Regions from separate parts of the Homo sapiens genome. Here region 1 is linked to region 2. A link is an interaction called in ENCODE POLR2A ChIA-PET data of the cell type or tissue named here. Cell type or tissue: PC-9. All regions are shown on one strand. Each heading gives the region's core, and the rest is flanking DNA. Links, peaks and the distances in the headings are about the cores only.

What was found. Peaks named below come from ENCODE experiments on the same cell type or tissue, not always from the same donor. Only the 100,000 strongest peaks of a DNase experiment are listed, where the experiment ranks them.
Region 1: POLR2A ChIA-PET joins it to region 2 with 16 read pairs; 2 of 35 experiments call an interaction of 5 or more read pairs at or near these places.

What each region holds. Positions count from the first base shown.
Region 1 is chr9:132,388,519-132,392,405 of GRCh38, forward strand. TTF1 (transcription termination factor 1) reads right to left here. Exons shown (of 11, transcript NM_007344.4): 6 at 3,558-3,688; 7 at 2,079-2,313. Among named protein-coding and RNA genes, the nearest start is that of TTF1, 16 kb to the right of the region's middle. In PC-9, for the core only: no CTCF peak of the experiment used is centred there; no DNase peak of the experiment used is centred there.
Region 2 is chr9:132,805,142-132,809,028 of GRCh38, forward strand. The region is part of intron 10 of AK8 (adenylate kinase 8); the gene reads right to left. Among named protein-coding and RNA genes, the nearest start is that of AK8, 71 kb to the right of the region's middle. RefSeq lists an enhancer at 3,161-3,662. In PC-9, for the core only: no CTCF peak of the experiment used is centred there; a DNase peak (open chromatin) is centred at 2,020.

The DNA of each region.
Region 1 (3,887 bases), core at 942-3,441, 420 kb before region 2:
TCAGTAGAGACAGGGTTTCACCATGTTGGCCAGGCTGGTCTCAAACTCCTGGCCTCAAGTGATCCACCTGCCTAGGCCTCCCAAAGTGCTGGGATTACAGACATGAGCCACAGTACCTGGACCTCAATGTATTTTGACTATCTATGCACAGACAGGCATTGCTCTTATTACCATTACCAGCCTTGGAACATCAAATAAGACAAATTTAGTAAAGTGAGAAATGATTTGATGATTCCTCTAATGCCGAAGCTAGTGGCTGCAGGCTGACTGAAGGTTCTAGTAAAGGCAGTGACCCAATTAAAAAGATTTTAAAAGTACTTATCTTGAATAGCAAAATTTGTCACAATCTGATAGATCATTAGCTGTTATATTTACATTCTTGGTAACGGAGATACACACGCTGATCAACAACATTGTTGCTCTTAATGAGAGCCATCCACGTTTACAGGGTTGAAATGTACCAGTGGAGGTCACTTCAATGTTACACAAGGTAAATAAACGTTCAGAGTTTAAGTTTCCTATTTTTATCTCAAATTAATAGCTAAATCTTGCACGTTATCTTAATTATGTTGATCTTGAACCAGTACTACCCTTAATGATTACCATGTCCTCCTTTTAACATTGGTATGTCATCCTCCACTTGAGGCTTATAACTCACTCTTCCTTTTTTTTTTTTTTTTTTGAGACGGAGTCTGGCACTGTCGCTGGGGCTGGAGTGCAATGGCGTGATCTCGGCTCACTGTAACCTCCGCCTCTTGGGTTCAAGCAATTCTCCTGCCTCAGCCTCCCGAGTAGCTGGGATTACAGATGCCCGCCATCCCGCCGGCTAATTTTTTGTATTTTTAGTAGAGGTGGGGTTTCACTATGTTGGCCAGTCTGGTCTTGAACTCCTGACCTTGTAATCCACCTGCCTCAGCCTCCCAAAGTGCTGGGATTACAGGTATGAGCCACCGTGCCCGGCCCTCACTCTTCCTTCTTTTAGCTAAAAATAGAGGTAAAAAGAGCTCTGGTTCCTCCAACATTCCCTGTTCTTTGGAGTTTATTCCCCTGGAGTTGTAAGGTATATAAACAGTATGATCTAGGAGTTTGCTTTTAACACAAAATATGTCTACTCTGGATTTTACTCCTATTTATTATTCAAGAGCCACTGAGTGCCCTTCATGTGCAAGGTAGGGGGGTCATGAGCATGCAGAACCACTGGTTTGAGGAGTTCGCTGCAGCTGGACATCCAGCTCCGCGACTCTCCAGGTCTTGGAAAAGCTATATCCAGCAAAGAATGTGTGGCAGAAGCAGGACTGAAACTGTCTCTATGTGACTGACGCAGCCAGGAGCATGCCTACCTCGCTTCATCTGAGGAACCGCAGAAGCAGAAAGCACATTAGAAGGGTGGAGCTGCTACTGATCACTACACTTGTGATTTCTCTCTGTATGTTAGTTTTCTATCTTTTTTCTCTCTATATATTTTTTATTTTTTTGAGACAGAGCCTCGCTCTGTTGCCCAGGCTGGAGTGCAATGGGGCGATCTCAGCTCACTGCAACCTCCACTTCCTGGGTTCAAGCGATTCTCCTGCCTCAGCCTCCTGAGTAGCTGGGACTACTGGTGGCTGTGAGCCACCACACTTGGCTAATTTTTGTATTTTTGGTAGAGACAGGGTTTTGCCACATTGGCCAGGCTGGTCTTGAACTCCTGCCCTCAAGTGATCTGCCTGCCTCAGCCTCCCAAAGTGTTGGGATTACACGCATGAGCCACTGCGCGTGGCCCCTTTTTTTCTAATGCTGCCAACAGATTGCTACCTTGTTTTATTAAAGACTTAGAAAGAGTGAAGAAATCAGAAGTCAATATTCAGTTTTAAAAAGGTTCAAGTTCTTTAGGAGAAAAGCATACACTCTTCAATGCATCAGGGCTAGTTACGTGCTCATTTAAATCAGAGAGTGATATGGAAGCAGCTGGGGCAGCAGACTAGACACGATTGTTCTTGACACGTCAGCTTCCCCACGGCAGTTACACAGATATTCTTGGTAACCTCACCTCTCCACAGAAGCTGGAGAGACAGAGAAAGAGAGAGGGAAGAACTTACCACTTACTTTTACACTGCATCCAATTTCTGGTTTGCACTTTAGCTTCTACTTCTACCCAAGATATGCCCTTGTAGAGTTTTTCCCGAACAATTGATAGGCAACTTTCAGGATTTTCTTGGAGTTTGGAATCCACCTCTTTTAACTCCTGGGGAGACATCTTCTTCAGAATCACTTCTTCGACAGCCTTGATTAGTTTCCGGGTTTCAGACTTACTCCAAGCACCACGATTTCTTTCTGTAGATATAAAAAGATGGTCTTATAGTAGCTAGTCTATTTGCTTTCAAACACAATATTAAAAATGAAATGATAAATCGGGTACTTTTCAGAAAATAATGTGCATCTCAATTATATAGACATAAAACAAACACAATTATGTGCATATTAAAATGAAATTACTAACACGGTCATGGATTCTTTTTAAGAACTAAAGCCTGAAATTATTCAATAAGTCCTTTCTTAAAGCAATGTTTTATTTATTTATTTCAAAACAGTTGTTCATCCTGTTTCTGAGAACGTCTCCCGCATCAAACTGTGAGGTTCCCAAACATTTAATGGGGGAAGAAAAGCCAGCCAAATGGCTTTTATGTTATGTACATGTCTCTTGGCCAAGAGTTCATAGTGTAACAATATAAATAGCTACACTGATACCAACACAGTACTTGATGAAGGCACCTGAGAATTTCTGAAGCCAGTTATCTGTGGCGGATGCCCCAAAGTATCAACGGTTCACCCTTCTTCACTAGAGACATTCACGGTCACGCTAAGTAAGGAGCGTCACACTGGCAGCTGTTTGGCTGTGCTTTTGGTCTGGCCACAGAATGTTACATTTTCCCCTCAATAACAATTTGGATGAATATTTAAAAATCAAGAGATTTCCAAAAAAGAAAAAAAGATAGCTAGAGTTCACAAAATTAAAAAAAAAAACAATTTAAGATTTTCCTCTAGTTCTTGGAAACTTGAAGAACTGGCTGCAAGGCACTAGCTGTGTGGCCGGAGTGTGTGAGCCCCTGTGCTAAACAGAAAACCCGGTCAGGACTGTCTTCTGAAAGGAAACCTTTTAGGAAAGAGGAGACACAGACAGGAGGTCACCAACACTGGTTCTGAGAAAAGTCCCCGCCTGACGGGCACGAACTGCGTGCCTGCCTCCCTCCCAACGTGTCCCGTGCCACTGCGGGGAAGTGACCCTCCGCCCAGGCTCTCCCACCACCAGTTTATTGGGGTCCTGGTCCACTTGGCAGTTATATTTGCACGGACAGTTACTGAAGTGTGGTAAAAACCAGCCTAGTGGGTAAAGGTCACATGGCTTCACTAAACACACGAGGAAACCAAACAAATTAGTATAGAGAACAGCTTAAGAAACAAAGCTCTTGCGGAAGACAGGTCTACGGTGATTTCCGGGCATTGGATCGGTTATGGCTGAACCAGGCCTGTCAGGGCTTATTTCTTCAGCGAGGTGGGCACTGGGGGCTGCCACTTACGACTGCTGATCTGTGAGAACTTGAGGGCCACGGAGAGGCTACTTCGGGCCACCATCTCACCAATCGTCTTCCAGTCATTCCCAAGGAGAGAATGGTACATCTTTAACTTCTCAGTATCTCCTTCGCTATACCTAGGAGAAAGGGAAAATGTTTTACAAGTTTAAACGAACTATCAGATTAAAAATGGTATTCTCATCCCAGTACGCAGCAATCGTGGGGAAAGCTGAATGGGGCAGGCTGTCAGGGAACCCGGTCACAGCCCTCTTCACTTCCTGTTGGCGTCTCACTGGTGGTCATCCTATCAATCAATCACTGAAGTGGAGACCAGAG
Region 2 (3,887 bases), core at 942-3,441:
AGCGCACTGGCGGTTTGCTCTTCTCTGAAGCCGCTGGGGCTGCCCACGGAGAGGGAAACGCTTCTAGAAGCTCTGGTCAGAGCAAGGATGACTCTGTGCACTCCGGCTCTCCTTGGACTTCCCAGAAATGTCAGGGTTGGGTTGGGTTTCTTTTTTAATCTGGATGCCTGATACACAGCAACACTTGACATTCAGCCCAACAGGAAAATCTGGCTGTGCCCCTATGGTGGCTCCAGCCAGTGACAAGGAACAGCGCTAAGCAGGCCAGACCTACCCCCCTCCGGCAGCGCCCATTCTTCTTGGGGAGACAATGTTGTCGAATGGATGCATGAATGAATCTGGCATCACTTACTGCCTCAGTTTCCCCACTGGACTAGCCATTGAGCAAAGGCTTTTTGATCTTTTGGTGACGGGGCTGCCTCCTGGCAAAGCATCATTTTCATACCGGAGAAAGACAAGGCACACTTTCAAAATCAAAGTCTAGTGTAAAAAAAATCAAAGAGAAGGACCCTCGGGGGCACAAACCTGTTGATAAGCAAAGGTGCTCACCCGCTTCCTCTAACTGTGCTCATTCCTAGGCCCTCCAGCCCCCACAATGCAAACAACGCTTTTACCCTGCCACTCTGCTTGGCTATCTTGGCCACAGCTTTCTCTCTGGCTGAAAAAGACTCCTACCTAGTTTCCATGAGGAAATCTTTGTAGCAGTCCCAGCGGAAAAGTCAAAAGTTTGACTTGAAAAAAGGAGCTACTTCAAAAGCATTGTCAGACCGAGGTGAGGGTTCCTTTAAAATGCATAAATTACAGGGGGCATCCATTAATAAACCTCTAGGCCACCCTACAGCGGGGGCTCTGGGTTGGGGGTACCAAAGGGACAGAGGCCAACACACCTGGGGGAGGCAACGCGAAGGAAATCCACATAGAATAAGAGTAAATTAATGTGTTTATTACTTACTGCTTGGCGTGTGTGTGTGTGTGTGTGTGTGTGTAGAAAAATGAAAGAAAAATGTAGAGTTTTTTCAATAATAAAAAGGGAGTTGCACTGCGGGGCCCCTAAAGCTTGTGAAAAATTAAACTCGACGGATTCAAACTGTCCTATTTCCACTTCAAAAGAGAAGAGGCACTGAGCTCTTCCCAACTTATCTTCAAACGCCCAGCACCCTAGAAAGTTTCTTTAAAAAAATAAAGGCTCCTGTTCCCCCAAGCACTGTACCGGTTACTGTACCCACTGTCTCTCCCTCTTCTAATTATACCCCTGTGAGTCTATTAATCAACTTGTAAATTATTTAGAGAGTCATGCGCTGTCTTCAGCGAGTACAAACACACCGCATGCAAAGGCTTGCTGGAAACGGGCAGAGGGTCCCTCAGGGTCTCCCCTCCACGGGAAGACAGCTTGCAGCTGGCCGAGGCTGCTCTGCTAAAAACAAGAAATAGCATTCCGCTTACCTCCTCAGATGGGGAGATTTACTTTGTCTTTCAACTCAGCAACTCTTTGCAAGTTTTTAACAAAAGAGAAAAACTGGTCTATGGTCGATCTTTAGTGTGCATTTAGTGATGAGAATATTAATTCCCCCTTAAAAATGCAGCACTTTGGCTGAGCTCTGATCCACACCTCCTGGGATCTGGACTCACGGAAGGCTCTTGAAAACACATCATCATCCCAATTGGGGGCTGGTTTGGCTTGTTTGTATTACGATGGCTGCATTTGCTAGGGTGAGGTCTCATTACCAGAAAGGGTGCAAATTAGCTTCTTGAAACTCTCTCAAATCTCCCGCCTTTTCTCGGGTTCTATTAGGCCATGAGGGACCTTTCCCAGACAGAAATGTTTAGGAAATGTAGGGATGTGTGGGAGGGGCACAGGTAACAACTCGATAATGATCTGTCTTCCACATCACCTTTTCTACATACCAGGACTTTCGCTTTTAGGGGAAAGTCATTACCAATTAAATAGCTGTCTTCCCTCCTGACAATAAGAAAGGAATATGTCTGGTATGTGCCAAGGAATGTGGGCCTTCCTACAACTGAACTGCTTTAGCTGTTGGGAGATGCTGGGGGGGGCGGGGCCACAGGGGCAGCTGCCAGTTAGGAGCTCACCGTAACTGGGCCGACGAGCCAGTTGGGCAGGTGTTGCAGAGTGTATGCAGAGACAGGAGATGTGAAAAGCTACAGTCTAGCTCAGAAGCCCCACTGCTGGGGACATGGCATGGCTGGCGGGCTCCTGACCATGCAGTTCCAGCATGTTCCGAGTGCGCTGTGGACAGGCTGAGATGAGCATCTCATGCACTTGGAGCAAAGACATAAACCAGCAAGGACAAGATCTGCCTTTGGCTGTTTTTCATCTCCTCCCTGGATAACCACCCTCCAGAGGAAGTCCAAGCAACTCATGAGAACGAGAACAGTTCCTTGGGCCAGGGCAGAAGCCAAGCCTTCTGGCTGAAGAGCCGGCGTTGTACCATTCACTGGGCCCGGCAACCTGGAAGTAGGTTATATCCACCATCAACAGTCCCTGGACCCTAATTTATGGCTAAAATTCTCATGAGAAAGGCTAAAAATAAAGCAGTGCAGACTTCAGACTTCTTTATGTTGGGTGAGTTTGAACAACAGAGTGAGGCCCATGAGCAGGGCTCATTTTATATTAAGTGAAAATCGGGAAGCGACATTCCAAGAGGCAAAGACAGAATTATGGCCAATTTCCTTAGGAAGCTCTGGGCCTCCAGAATTCAGAAATTTCAAACACACTTCGGTAGGAATGGAGCTATGGGGAAGGAGCTGAGGACATCATTTGGCAGTGGTGGCCACTGTGAGCCACCGCTGATTTAAGCAAAGAACTGAGATCTAGTAGCGCCTTTGCTTGAGTTCAGAGAGGAAAGAGGACATCTGTACACATGCTGTAGAACACGGTGGCAATGGAGTCCATCAGCAGCAACCATCTCATTTTAAATGATACAGAAACAGCTGAGAACTTATTTTTCCAAAAGCCCAGAATCGTTTTTACTTGTTTTGTACTAGTGTAAAAGTGACAGGAGCTCCCTGGCAACTAAGGCTGCATGATTTAAGCTCGACCCTGTTTATCGTATGCAGAGCAAACTCCTGGTGACTTTAATGGAGGTTGCCTGCATAAAGAACTCCACGTGCGGAGCCCTGGGGAATAAATTTGTTCTGTTCACTGCAGCTCAAGTCAGAACGAGTTTAGGGGGTCAGACCTATATATTTCAAAGTCCAGGCACAGAATAAGCATCTCCCCAGTCCTCTGTCCACAGTGCCATCACCAAGAGCCTGGGATCAAGGGACTGAAGATGCGCTAAGATGGGGCCCTGGGGTCCTTTGCCCAGTAAATGTGGAAAGATGGGAAAACAGTACAGTTATTAATTTTGCTGCTGATTCGAAAGAAGGAGGTGTTGGCAGCACCTGTGAGGACAAAAAAAGAACATAACTAAGTCTGCAGAGGTCACGGCTGGGACATAACATCATGAGGCCTGGAGTGGGGATAAGAGCAAGAGGCTGCACGGGGAAAAGATGACATCTGGCTCTATTTGGCTGAGCCAGTGATGGTGGTGATGGTGACTGTGAGGGTGGCAGGGATGCACAATAACAAAAGCGCACATCTCTGGGGCACGCAGCTCCAAGGTGAGTGGAGAGAAAGCACAAGTCTGCAATGGCAGGGGTCCCAGTGAAAGACCAGCAGAAGGCCAGCAGCCGGGAGCACAGGCAGGGCGGAGTCCCCAGGGAAGGAGGTCCAGTACCCACCAGGGCAATGAGGGGGTACCCAGGAAGACTCTATAGTGCCTGGCTTGGGGAGTGGTGGGGATGGGCTTTCTGCACTGGGTGGCTAGATGGTAGGGTGTTCTGGCAGTGACACCTGCAAGCTCAGAGATGCTAGGGGCCTCTGC